4 separate regions of the Homo sapiens genome follow, and regions 1, 3 and 4 are each linked to region 2. A link is a contact called in ENCODE Hi-C or POLR2A ChIA-PET data. All regions are on one chromosome and are shown on one strand. The core of a region is the stretch at or near the end of the contact, and the rest is flanking DNA. Distances in the headings are between cores, read along the strand shown. Region 1 holds the start of PPP3R1 (protein phosphatase 3 regulatory subunit B, alpha). Region 2 holds the start of NAGK (N-acetylglucosamine kinase). Region 3 holds the start of SMYD5 (SMYD family member 5). Region 4 holds the start of SFXN5 (sideroflexin 5).

What was found. Hi-C counts contacts between places; a loop is a spot of excess contacts on that map. ChIA-PET counts read pairs that join two places held with the same protein, here RNA polymerase II (POLR2A). Pooled maps may share reads with other maps.
Region 1: a map of naive thymus-derived CD4-positive, alpha-beta T cell shows a loop between it and region 2 (29-fold over the local background). The contact joins the promoter of PPP3R1 here to the promoter of NAGK in region 2. A Hi-C loop is called at or near these places in 1 of 168 maps with a recorded cell type or tissue (naive thymus-derived CD4-positive, alpha-beta T cell), 1 of 37 single-sample maps with no recorded cell type and 7 of 50 pooled maps. POLR2A ChIA-PET finds 5 or more read pairs at or near these places in 2 of 52 experiments (CD4-positive, alpha-beta T cell and activated CD4-positive, alpha-beta memory T cell).
Region 3: a map of CD4-positive, alpha-beta T cell shows a loop between it and region 2 (4-fold over the local background). The contact joins the promoter of SMYD5 here to the promoter of NAGK in region 2. A Hi-C loop is called at or near these places in 2 of 168 maps with a recorded cell type or tissue (CD4-positive, alpha-beta T cell and CD8-positive, alpha-beta T cell), 3 of 37 single-sample maps with no recorded cell type and 9 of 50 pooled maps.
Region 4: a map of CD8-positive, alpha-beta T cell shows a loop between it and region 2 (8-fold over the local background). The contact joins the promoter of SFXN5 here to the promoter of NAGK in region 2. A Hi-C loop is called at or near these places in 1 of 168 maps with a recorded cell type or tissue (CD8-positive, alpha-beta T cell), 2 of 37 single-sample maps with no recorded cell type and 12 of 50 pooled maps. POLR2A ChIA-PET finds 5 or more read pairs at or near these places in 1 of 52 experiments (activated B cell).

The regions. Positions count from the first base shown.
Region 1 is chr2:68,250,855-68,253,874 of GRCh38, reverse strand. It overlaps PPP3R1 (protein phosphatase 3 regulatory subunit B, alpha), which reads left to right and starts at 1,343. Exons shown (of 6, transcript NM_000945.4): 1 at 1,343-1,750. The coding sequence starts at 1,748. PPP3R1-AS1 (PPP3R1 and CNRIP1 antisense RNA 1) reads right to left here and starts at 2,272. Exons shown (of 2, transcript XR_001739527.2): 1 at 2,141-2,272. RefSeq lists an enhancer at 224-893 and silencers at 984-1,423, 1,684-1,733, 1,914-2,023.
Region 2 is chr2:71,066,692-71,070,044 of GRCh38, reverse strand. It overlaps NAGK (N-acetylglucosamine kinase), which reads right to left and starts at 1,397. Exons shown (of 10, transcript NM_017567.6): 1 at 1,333-1,397. The coding sequence starts at 1,361. RefSeq lists a silencer at 1,112-1,171.
Region 3 is chr2:73,212,774-73,215,847 of GRCh38, reverse strand. SMYD5 (SMYD family member 5) reads right to left here and starts at 1,603. Exons shown (of 13, transcript NM_006062.3): 1 at 1,486-1,603. The coding sequence starts at 1,581. RefSeq lists enhancers at 1,426-1,665, 1,453-1,747 and a silencer at 3,070-3,074.
Region 4 is chr2:73,070,103-73,073,404 of GRCh38, reverse strand. It overlaps SFXN5 (sideroflexin 5), which reads left to right and starts at 1,693. Exons shown (of 14, transcript NM_144579.3): 1 at 1,693-1,801. The coding sequence starts at 1,700. It overlaps RAB11FIP5 (RAB11 family interacting protein 5), which reads left to right. Exons shown (of 6, transcript NM_001371272.1): 6 at 1-23. RefSeq lists enhancers at 1,095-1,574, 1,775-1,824 and a silencer at 1,965-2,754.

The DNA.
Region 1 (3,020 bases), core at 94-2,593, 2.8 Mb after region 2:
GAGAAAGAGAGACAGGAACCATTTAGTCCTAGGGCAAATCGCTGAGCGTTTATTAGAAAAAAATGCATGCTCATCATATGGAAAAATAATTAGCACATAAAAAGAATAAAGTTCTCATGTAAGGATCATTAAGACTTTTTTAAAAAAAAACAACACAATGGCTTTTTATAAAATGACTCAAAGGCTTTATCAATAAGGAGTTTCCGATCACTCAGAAAACATCCTCTCTCTCTCTCTCACACACACACACACACACACACACACTCTCAAACACACACGAGTGCGGGCGATTATCAAGGCTTGTAAAGGAATAACTGGTTAAAATAGTTGCAAAATGTTTTCTTCGTTATCCTCATCACACCTCTCCTGACAGCTTTATTTCTTCTCTCGAACATAAATTTCCTCCTTATGCTTTTCTGGATGTAATTTCCTATTGTAATCTGAATTTTCTGGGAAGATAATTGCCACAGGAGTGGATATAGCTCTACTAAAAGGATAAGCGGGCAATCTACATTCGAGTTTTTTTCTTTTTTTAAACAAAAACTGATGGACTCCGCCAAAGGGGAGTCTGGACGGTTTATGGGAATGCAGAGCTGGGTGGAAAGTCTTTCTGCGAGTGGGAAGTATCCCTTCTCCTCGTTTGCCCAGGTTCTCCCCACGCCTCGGGCTGCGGCCAGCTTTGGCTCGCTTCTCTGTCTTTGCAACCTGGTTCCTGACTCTGCCAATTCATATTACAGATGGGCCTGCGGGTGCTGCACCGGGGTGACAGCAGTCCTGATGGGCCGTGCAATTCTGTAGTGGATCCAAGTCGGTACACGGATGCACAGATACCTTTGACTGCCTCTCGCAGGACTTGGATTTTTCCTGTTTTTTGGTGCGGCATCCGGGTGGTTCTGACACCCTAAGACTGCTCCTCTGCTCCTCCTCTCCCGCAAGGCTTCCACTCCAGGGCCCCTGTCCCCCTTTCGCTAGCACTCGCGCACCCCTCGCGCTTCCTCCCGCCGGGGAACCCTCGCATTTCCTCCTTCCCCTCCCAGCCTTGCCTTCTTCCCCGCCCGCCTCCAGCCACATGACCGGAAGGGCTCCGCCACGCGACGTCACCGACGTCCGCGCCCCCGCCCCTGGCCTCCCCCCACCCTGCACGCAAGGGGCGGCCGGCTGAGGGGCGAACGTGGTCCGCGCGCTCAGCGTTCCCCAACCAGAGCTCGCCAGAGCGCCGCGGCACTCGCCGCCCAGCGGGGCGCGCAGGTTCCCGGATGTGCGGCGCTCGCGGAAGCCCCGCCCCCGCCCCGCGCGCTGCAGCACTCCGCTTTCCCCTCCCTCTCCGCCCTCCCCTTTTTTCGTGCCTTGAGGTTGCGGGTCAGCGCGAGCCGCTGCAGTGAGTCCGTCACGGCTCCGGCGCGAGCGCGAGGCTGCAGCCCCCGAGTTTCCCGGCCGTCTTCGCCCCCTCTCCCCCTCCTTTCTTCTTCTCTGCCTCTCCTGCCTCTCGCCGCTGCTCCTCCCGCGCTCTCCGGCTCTGAATCTCGACCTTAATTTATTTCCCCCTACCCTGCCCGCTCCCTCGCGTGCCCAATCGCCCGGCCGGCGCGGGCCCCGCGGCGCCGCCTCCCCTCCCCCACGCGCGCCCCCTCCCCGCCGGCGACCCGAGGGCCGCAGCTGGGCCGCCGCCGCCGTTTCCTGCGAGCCAGCCTGAGCGCAACACTTCTCCGAGCCAGCGAGCCAGCGAGCCGCCGACCCGCCGAGCAAAATGGTGAGACCTTGGCTTCCTCGATGCACCATCCCTCCCCCTACTGCCGCCGTCCGGGTCGGGTGCGGGGGCGAGCCCCGACGCCCCCGGTCGGCTGTCCCCCGTGGAAAATTCCAGAGACCCGGGCCCGGCGGGTCCCGCGGCGGTTGCGGGCGAGCCGGAGAGGGCGGCGGGGCGGCTGCTGACAGGACGGCGGCGGGGCCCCCGCGCCCGCCCCCGGCCTCTGCGGGGCGCCCCTCTGCTGCTCGGCCGCCGCCCCGCCGTCGCCCCACCCCCGCGCCGCCGGTCCCGCCCGGCATCGACCCCCGCGGGCACCGCTGACCATCAGCCCGGCGCACTCTCCTTCTCGCGACCCTCCTCCACGTGGAGCACCCCCCTCCCCTCCACACTCACTCTGTTTTTCGAGTTCGAGGGTATTCTGAAATCCTTTGGAAATAACAATATGTGGCAAATGGCACTTTACATAAGACCCACTTACTCTCCAGAGCTGCTGCTGCTTCCACTCACTGCCTGTTTCCCAGCAGTGAGTCTTGGCAGGGAACCCTGCCACTCACTTCCCCTCTCCTGCGAGCGTCGGTTTAGCTGCGGTGCGCAGCCCTGCGGGGTTTCCGTTCGCTGCTGCTTTGCTCGCTGCCCTGGCGAACCGGAAAGATCCAAGGTGTTTGTTCACGAAAACATACGCGAACTTGGTTTGGGAGAAATGGGGGCGCTTAATTTTTCATGCTTCCGTTACTACCAAGGGTTTTTTCATTTTCTTTGGTACCTTCTTGTGTCTCTCTCTTGGAGTGGTTGTTTTTGAATCATGGCGATTTTAATTTGTCTTTCCTTACCCTCACATTAATCCCTAGGTAGAATTCGCTGCTGTAGTGTTTCAGACCGACGCTAGGGGTGTGTCTCCCGCCTCTGTCGCTGCAGCCAAGAAATCAACGACGCCCTTTTAGCCTGTTACCTTACCGGTTCTCTCGCTCGGGGAAGCCCTAGTCGTTAGTTTCCTCTTTGTAATCAAGAGTTGTATACACAGTAGAGAAAGTTCAGAGTGCTATTCCGCGTATATCAGATACTCCATCATGCGATTCAGTTATTAGGCTTTCTCTAAAAGTCTTTGAACAGTTGTCAGAAGACTTAAACTGGTTGACGGTGGGTAATTTCTCGCATCTTTTCCACTGTATGGTATCCCACCCTGTATGTAGAATTTAAGTGCTTCAGTGTACGTGGTGGATTACTGAAGGGAGGAATGCTGTTGCTTACAACTTAAAATCGATTTGGTGAAATC
Region 2 (3,353 bases), core at 148-2,647:
GGCACAGGCAATGCTCAGCAAACACTCCTAAGAAAAATGGCACATCTCTCTGCTTCCCTCACAATAGCTAAAGACTGCATTTCAAGATCCAGCTGCCAAGGTCTTCAAGACACCTTTGCTAGAAATGCTGACCAGATGGCAGGGTGACTTCATACATACTTAAGCAACTAAACCTTCAAATGTTGATTACTGGGGGTCACAGTAGTTCACAGGGAGATCTGTGGTGATGGGATATATGTTTCTTTATTGATCATTACTTTTAGGAATGGCAGAAGAAGACACTGAAGACCGCTCATCAAACTCAAAGAGGACATGAAATTTCAAGGGGGTAGTTAATACATGAGGTGGCAGATTCCACATCCAAAAGCATGTCTTGACGAACTGGAAGAAACGGGTCATATCTTACAGATGACTATAACAAGGATGAATGCAGACTCCTATACTGTTTTTTTTAAGTGCTACAAATACAGGATGGGAAAGATCATTCCTAACAATTCATGTGAAAAGACTTTGGGGTCTGTGAATCAGCAGTGGGGTGTGGCTGCCAGAGAAGTGAAAACAATCACAGATTCGAAAGTACAGTGCCCTGGCTGAGAGGCCAGCGACCCCCATTATTCCCTGATTTGACAAACTCAGATTCACAGAATGTTGCCACTGGCAGGGACATAGCGATCTTATTTATCCCTATCCTCACTTTGCACATACGGTAACTGTAGCCCAGGGAGGGTAAATATCTTGTCCATGGTCATACCCAGGGGCAGAGCTATTACAAAAAGTTCAGTAAACAAGCTTCTGAGCAGAAAAATGCAATCTAGTGAAAGCAGCATGGAAGGCCAACAGGGATGGAGCGGTTTTCAGACATCAGGACAACCTAGTACTCTGGCTCGCAGCTGCTCCAGCTCCCGGATAACCTCAGCCAAGATCTTTGTCCCGCTTCTCCCCACTCCCACTCCCCACCCTGCCCGCGCTCAGCAATTTCACACCTGACACCTGTTCTGCAAAACTCTGTCCGAGGTCAGGAATAGGAAAAAGGAGCTGCTTCTCCAGCTGAAGACAGCGGAGTGGGTGTTTCGTGGAAGAAAGGGGCGTGGTTCCGCCAAGAAACACAAAGGATCCCCAACCCGGGGTGTGGCTGTTGCACAGGCAGAGTCCCCGTAAGGCATACAGCTGTGCGCTCCAGGGCGCCCCTGCGCGTGCACACACCTCTTCACCGCAAGGTCCCGCCGCCCAAAGTGCCCGGACGCCGAGGATCAAGGCCACCAGCTTGCCAGGCTGGCCACGGCCTTCCGCCCCGCCTTCGGGCCCAGGCTCCCTCCGCCGGGCCGCACTCACCCCTCTACACCCCCATAGATCGCGGCCATGCTGCTGCTACCGTCGCTGCTGGTCCCGCCGTTTGCGTCTCTCCCCGCCTGACACCTCCTTCCCTCCAGCTGTCTGGGCACCGCCCCACTTCCCGTGACCTCCCGCGCAGCCAGCTGACTCCCTGTGCGCGTGCGCATGCGCGGGGCGGGGCGCCGGTAGGAGCCGGGGATGGCTGCGTCCCTCAGGCTGTCTTCCTTCTGGTGTCTCCTCCAGGTGGAGCGACTGCGGTCCGCAGCGGCCCCTCCCGTCCTCCTGGATCCTGCTTCCAGAGATGGACACTAATCCCAAGAGGAGGAATCAAAGAGGGGTATCTAGGTCGGTCGGACCCTTAGGACACATCACTGACCTGCCTGCCTGTAAACGCCCGGAAGTTGCTGGCAGTCCCGCGTTAGGTTGCGCGTGCGCACTGCTCTTGGCCGCGTAGGTTGTGACGCATGCTCGGCCAGACCCCCGCGAAGCTGTGGGCTCAGGGACCTGCGCCCATGGACCTGTAACAGAAATTACTGTAATGTTCTACTGAACATCTGCCACGCGATGGCGAGTCACACGGGCACACACGAACACTCGCTCAGATTGTTGCCCTGCGCTCGTGTGAATGTACGGATCCGGGAGGAATTGGGACCTAAACAGACAAGCCCTCGAGGCGGTCCCGGCAGCCCTGAGGAGGGAGCCTTCACCTCTTCCTACCCACCCAGTTTACTTCTTGTGGAGGATATTTGCAGGGACATAGCCCACTGGGAGAACTAGCAGATACGGCTTTACAAGTTTTTTATTGCCTTTCAGCCCCCATTCCGCTCCCCTTCCTTGCGCTGCGTCGGGAAAGGGAATGGGATCCCTAGGGGTGCAAATACAGGCCAAGTCAGGGAGAGCTGTGGCTCCTGAGGGCCTCCTCTGGCTCCTCCGGGAAGTTTTGGGCCCTCAAGGAGCAGCTTCGCGGGCCAGGAGGGCGGTTAGCTGCCCTTGGCATCTTTTTGGGGAAATCAGTTGGCCTGTCGCGGGTCGAACTCTGTCCCCCTTGACTGCCTGCCATCTTCTGGAGAAACCCCTAATAGGCTGCTGTGTCTGGTTATGCTTTAGTGAGAAAATTAGGCTTTTTAAGCTTTCTCATTTCCTACCCTACCACGTTGTAATTCACAAAAGTAAAAAGTAAATCACTACATGATAGACTCTGTATCATGTATTCATTTATAGAATATATATCATATATTCTATATCAGATGGAGAATATAATAGAGGGTAGGATTTTTTTATGCCTGCCTATGGCATTTTTTTAATTCACAGCACTTTAGAGCTGGAAGATTATCCAACATACACATTTTTAGAATTACAGTTAGTAGATTGTGGTGCAATTAAACTGGGCAGGATTTTTGGAGACTAGATTGTAGGTGGATTTTGAAATAATTGTTTCTGTCCTGTACTACTGCAATGAGCCATGGGACGTATGTGTATAAATATTAAGTTTGTCTTTGTATTGCTTGTTTAGGCAAGCAAGCAAAAGGGAAAGTGCCCAGGTTTAAGACAAGAATTGAGTTCACCATTTACTAGCTGGATGAGCTTGGGTGACTTACAGGTAATTGCTGCAGCCTCTCCTCTACAAAATGGAAATGATAAACATCTACCTGCTGGGGCTGACGCAAGATTTAAATGCCAAAAGAGTTTTGGAAACCATAAAGTACTTCACAGATCTTAACTAACTTGTATTTACATTACCAATTAGTGTGTGCTGTCCTGCACAGTATCCATATGTGAATACTGAGCACTTGAAATGTGGTTAGTCCAAAATGAGATGTCCCGTCAATGTAGAATACACACAGGATTTCAAAGACTTACTACAAAAAAAGAGTGTAAGATACCTCATTAGTCACTATTATATGAATCACATGTTGAAATAACATTCTGGATGTAGTAGATCAAGATTATAGATTACTAAATTTTGCCAATCTATTATATTTTTTAGTGTCACTACTAGAATATTTAAAATTTTGACCTAC
Region 3 (3,074 bases), core at 354-2,853, 2.1 Mb before region 2:
AGCAAAAAGCCCAGGATAATCCATGCTGTTACCAAGTCCAGGCAGGTATGTTATTTTCTCCAGCAGCAGATCAGATGTAGGCAAGGAGAGGGCAATCAGCTAGGGCCTTGATAGAAGCCTGGGACAGGAAAACTGTGCAAGGAGAGTGGCTGAAGTGAAGAAGCGAGAGGGAAGAAATGAAGAAAGGAAGGGGCTGAGAGACTGGGGGCTAATGAAGAAAAAGGTGAAGAATATCACTGCAAACCAAGAATGATGGAACTGAGAGGCCTTCAAACTGTGGCCACCCAGGAGCACTAGAGACTATGGAGATGGAGATAGGAACAGGTAAGGAGACCAGGGATGTAGGGAAGCTGATTTACCAGGGAAGGAGCAAACTGCTCCAGATACCTCTAGAGCAGAAAGGGGGCACGGAAGGTTGAGCTGGAAAACTAGATCAATATGATGACGCTGAGAGCAGACAACAGACAACTAGAGGTCTTACGTCTTGGGCAAGAACCAACCATACACACAGCCACTACACAGGATAAATTATTCAACCTCACTAGTAACCAAAGAAACGTAAATGAGAACAAATATAATTTTACACATATCAATAGGCAAAGATAACTAGGAAAAAAATACTGCTGGACAAAACAAGAGGATGTTTGCACAGAAAATGAGCTCTAAGACTTTTGACTCTGGGGATGAAAAATACCATACAACAATAAAGGGTCCATTAATAAGGGGTTGGTTGAGTGAACTGTGACCCTCTCACGGAAGAAGCTACTACTCAGCTCTTAAAACTTAATATGTAGAAATAGGCTTGATATTGAAAGATTCACTGCTGCATCAAAAAGCAGTTTCTAAAAATGTAATTTTAACGTACTCATCTTTGCACAAGTATAGAAGTATGGGTGATTTTTGTATTTTCTTTCCTTACATGCATTTTGTATTTTTTTCTACAATGAACTTTTGGAACACAATAAAAACGACAAAATCACGTCACCTTCCTGCTAAAAACTCTCCCAATGCCCCCACGGCCTTTGGACTCTGGTCCAAATTCCTCAGCACTCCAAGGACCCTCGTGAAGGATCTTGGCCTCTCTCCTCATCCCCTCACCCAAATCTCACACATGAAGTTCGTGAGGACTCCCTCTTTTACACCTCAGTTCTCTCTGCCCGGCACATCCCCGCCCACCGTTCCAGGGATACAGCAGCAAAGCCCCCTAGCCCCGCCCCGAGCAGCCACAGAAGGGCCTCCCGCGGGCTGGCCGAATTCCGCTGGGAGGAAATGCGCACGGAGACTCCGGAGGCCCGGGTCTATCGCGTGACCGCGCCACGAGCCTGCGCGCAGGGACAGACTGGGAGCCCCCGGGCCGCGAGCAGGGGCAGGGCCGTAGCGTCCGAGCGGCACAGAAGCCTCTGGGCTCCGGGCATGGAGTCCGGCCGGGCTGTCTCCATGGCCGGACTGGGGAGAGGCTCCCGGCAGGACCCGCCCCGACCTCACCTTGGCGCTGCTCACGAAACGGACTTCCACGGAGACCCGCGCGCGGCCCGCCACGCCCACGCAGAAGGAGAACACGTCGCACATGGAGGCCGCCATCTTGGGCGCGCCTCCGCCTTATGACCCTTAACCCCGCCTCGACCTGAGAGGCCACACCCCCTTCTGGTCCCGCCCCCGGCGAGAGTGCCCCTGAGGCTGCGAGGTTTTGGGCTCCACCAAGTCTGAATTTAGGTTCCGTGGTTTGTTGACGGGAGTGTAACTGGGCCTGCCTTTGTGCTTTTACATCGGTGCCTTTTTGTGTCTGTACCTCTGTATCAGAGTCTGTGTGCGCGTACAGTTTTGATGTGTGTATCTTTGAGTCCGTTGCATGTTTTGTTGTGGTTTTTTTTTTTTGAGATAGTCTCACTCTGTCGCCCAGGCTGGTGTGCAGTGGCGCGATCTCGGCTCAGTGCAACCTCTGCCTCCCAGGTTCAAGTGATTCATTCTCCTGCCTCAGCCTCCCGAGTAGCTGGGCGTACAGGCGTGCGCCACTAAGCCCAGCTAATTTTTGTATTTTTAGGGGTTTCACCATGTTGGCCAGGCTGGTCTCGAACTCCTGACCTCAAGTGATCCGCCCGCCTCGACCTCCTAAAGTGTTGGGATTACAGGCGTGAGCCACCTCGCCCGGCCTCCGATGCATGTTTCTATGTATGTTGTCTCTGTCCACACAGTGGCCTGTCTTCACTGAGTAAAGCGCTCTTTGGACCCAGCCCTAGAGTGGGACAGCAGAAGGCCAACTTACTCCTATCCTGTCTAGCTCTCAGCCTGAAGGGAAGGACTAGCTTATACCCCGGAGCTCACTCACCCCACTTGAAGAGTCCAGGACAAGATTTCCTTTCTCGGTAATCCCTCTGGCAGCAGAACAGTCCTGCCAAAGGTCAGGGTGGACTTGTGCCTCTGTCAGATTCTTCAATGGCTTAGGGACCTTGCAACCGGGGGTAGCGGAGGAGTCCATAGGGGACCTCAGATCTGAGAACCTCTGAAACTGGATACAGAAGTGAGTGTGCATATGCACACACTGTCGTGAAAAGGGGGAGGGGCCTGTTCTCTCAGGACCCCAAGAAGCTGCAAACCACAGACCTATGGCATTTGTCCCCACAGCTAGGCCTGACTATCAAGCCTTGTTTTGTTTCCTTGTCCCCTGATTTTGTGAGTTTTGTTTGAGACAGGGTCTCGCTTTGTCGCCCATACTGGCATGGGGCGATCTCGGCTCACGGCAGCCTCCAGCTCCCGGGCTCAAGAACAGACTGGGCAACGTAGTGAGACCTTGTCTCTCCAAAAAATAGAAAAATTTGCCGGGCGTGGTGATGCGTGGGAGGATCACCTGAACCTGGGGAGGTCTAGACTGCAATGAGCCGTGATCAAGCCACAATTATCTATCAAATAATTATAGATAGATAGATAGTTGGCAGGGACAGAGAAAGGTTCTTGAAACTGACCCTGCCTCTCCTCAAGCTTGCAACCTGGTGTCAAGGAGCGAATAGTCCACGGACTTGGGGGAGATAGATAGTTGGCAGGGCCAGAGAAGAGGCTCTTGAAACCGACCCTGGGTC
Region 4 (3,302 bases), core at 444-2,943, 2.0 Mb before region 2:
GAATAAAACATTCATGTACTGCAGGTGGCTCTGTTGTGTTCCTGTTTTGGAATGAACAGTTACAGGAGGCTGCTGTGGGAGAAAGCACCTTAAATCAAGGTGATGGGATTCTTGGATGACACTGTCCCTGCCCCTTATAAGGGGGCAGCAGCACAGTGTTGCCCAGCAGCCTGAACTTAGTCTTTTCTGACTCCCAGGGTACCCACATTTATTGCGCACCTAAGATGGGCCCATTTATTGGTAATACAGAGGGTAAGAAATGGATTCCTATTCTCAAGTTGCATGGTCTAGCAGGGGAAGATAAGATACAAATCCAAGATACAAATAGTTCTTCATGGCTAGATAGAATCTCTAAGATAAGATACAAATCCAAGATACAAATTGTTCTTCGTGGCTAGCTAGAATCTCCCCCTAGCTTTATGAAAAGTGTTTCTTGTGGTTCAACTACTAGAGGATGAAAAACTTTGACTGCTACAGCTCATGTAGTGTCCAGAAACACTGGCAGACATGAGCCAACCCTGCACTCCACCACGAGACTAATGAGACCCAAAGTGGAGTTCCCTAGAAGACCAAATATTTCTACTGTCATCTTGGGCAAAACAGGCAGCTCCCGAAGTCTGGCTCACTGACCAGGTAATTCAGCTGGGAATCTTCAGCTAATCCATTCTACAACTGTATGTGTTTATTATCCATACTGATCCTTACTCCACAATCTGTAATACTCCCCCTTACCTAACACCCTCCCCACCCACCCTAGTCCCAAGTTCTCCTCCTGCCCAGGAATTAGGCCCAGGAGGGATCTTCCTTGGTTGGCCAGACAAGGTGAAAGCTGCCAGGGCTCTTAATCCCCCACTGATGAACTCACAGCCAACACTTATTTGAGTCTCTACTGTGAGCCCTTTTATGTCTGGCTCTGAAAACTGAAGTGAATCAAAAAGTCATAGCCCCTGCCCTGTGAACTTTACAGTAAGAAAGACTGTCCAGAACAGTAAGTAGTTGTGAGTGCAAAAGAGAAGTGCTGGGTGCCACGGAGCCTCTGTGGGATTTTGTGCAAGCAGAGTGATGGACTGGGAAATGCAATGTTTAGGCTAAAGCCAGAAAGCCAGCATCAGGCGAAGATTTAGTCTTCCGGGTACAGAATGTTCAGGGGTCGGGAGGCGGGCAGGCCCCAGCATGCTCCAGGAACTGAGTGTCAGGGCAGCCGGAGAGCACAGGACGAGTGGGCAGGGTGGCGACGGAGGAAAGTACGAGAAGGTCCGCAGTGCAACTCCTTGGAGAAAGCCTTCCGAGGTTAACCCTACTCCGCCTGGAGTCTTTGCCCATCTGGTCCCAGGTTCCCCCTTGAATGGGACCCTTCTGCGCTGCCTGGCCCCAGGAGCGACGCCCACGGCAGCAACTCTAACTTCTGGGGGCAACTAAGCAGCGAGGGGTGGCCCGTGGTCGTCGTACAGGAACACCTTTCCTGGACTGCCGACCTTGCACCTTGCAACGCGGACAGCGGGCACCGAGACCTCTCCGGACGGCCGCAACTCTCCGCAGTCTACGGTTGTAAGCGCCGCGACGCGAAAAACTACACTCCCCACAACGCCTTGCGCCTCCCGCTCGCTGCGGTTGATTAGGGCCAATCGGGAGAGGCAGCTGTGGCGGGGGCCGAGGAGGGACATTTTAAAAGGGCCGGAGATTGCGGGCGTCAGTGGCCATGGCGGATACAGCGACTACAGCATCGGCGGCGGCGGCTAGTGCCGCTAGCGCCTCGAGCGATGCACCTCCTTTCCAACTGGGCAAACCCCGCTTCCAGCAGGTGAGGACCGGGCTGTGGTCTGCGGGCCGGCGGGTGGCAAAGAGAGGACGAGCAAACTCCCCTCCAAAGTCCCCTTCCGCCCAAGGGTCTCCCACCCGCGGCCAGCGGAGCCTGCAGCTAGCGCCAGGGGGGGAACCTCGGTCACAGTCACCCTTTTCCCATTGGTCAACGGGGCGGGCGCGGACTCCCATCTTGGCTTCCTATTGGCCCTTGGCGCCGTCACTCCCCGACTGCCCGCGCCCTCTAGCCTTTCCCGCCCGCGGCGCCCTGTGATTGGCCACCGGCGGCTGCGGTCAAGGTCCCGAGCGCCCGGCTTCGAGCGGCTGCTCAGGGTCGCTCCGGGTTGTGCAGCTGCCCGCCCGGGACGCAAAGTTCTAGTCTGGCCCTGGATGGGAAGTTGGCGTGGCCGGGATGCCTTCTAACTTTTTCCCCCGGTGGGGACTGACGTTCCTTTCGAGCTGCTGGCGGTGCCGCCGGGCAGCGTCGCGCCCCGCGGTCACTCCCCAGCCCTGGCCCCCAAGCCGGGCTCGGCGCGCGCAGCAGGTTGAGGGGGCGAGTGCCGAGGCGAGCGGCGGTCCGGCGTCCCCCGTCCCTGCTCTCCATCTCGGGCTGAGGATTCGCTGACGCAGCAAGCCGGCCGATGCCCTGAGGGGACGCAGCCAGGGCGTGCGGGGGAAACGCTGTGTCATCCCCTGGGGCCGTCGTCCCTCCGAGGGGCTGCCGCCTGGGAACCCCCCCCCAGCCTCTTCCTCGCTGTGTTCTCCGCGGAGGGTCTCCCGCGCCCGGGCCCCCGCGCCGCCGGGGACTGGCTCTGGGCACACCCGCTCAGGCTCTTCGGGGCACGGCGACAGGGGTCCTTTCCCTCCGGGACCTCCTCTGGGGCGTCGCCGACTCGGCCCTAGACTGCGGAGGCGGGGGTGGAACGCGGAGCCCGGGCGCCTGGTTGGGCCCGGAGACCGGAGCCGGGGAGGGGCCGCTCCCGCGCCGCAGACCCTCGGGCTCCCGCGCCTCCCGCACCAATGAGACGGAATTTATTAGGAAACAGGCAGAGAGACCGCTGAAGTGAACCGGGGCTTGCCAGGGGTGGGCGGCAGCCGAGGCGGCCAGAAAAGAACTTTGAAGGAAGAAAGGAAATTGTGCTAAGGTCGGTGCGGTGGCTTTTTTTTTCTTTTTTTGTTGTTGTGGTGGAAGGGGACTGGTTCCAGCAAGGGGGTGCCCCGAGCTTTGCTGATAATTAGGGAACTTGGCTCCTGAGCCGTCTGAAAAAAATGTCCCCAGTGTTTCTTAACAGGACTTTAATTCCTTTTAAAAGTAGGCCATCTCAGCATGTAGGTATCCGAGGCGAGACTGGCATCTTCCTTCCAGTGTAGGAGGCCATCTAGGGCGAGAGTGTCGGGGTGTCCCTGCCTGGACTTGAGTGACCTTATTACATTGCCTGTCCCCGCTCCCACCCCCATTCTGCTCGTTCTTAAAGGCTCAGTCGGGCCTGCCTCTCTGGCAA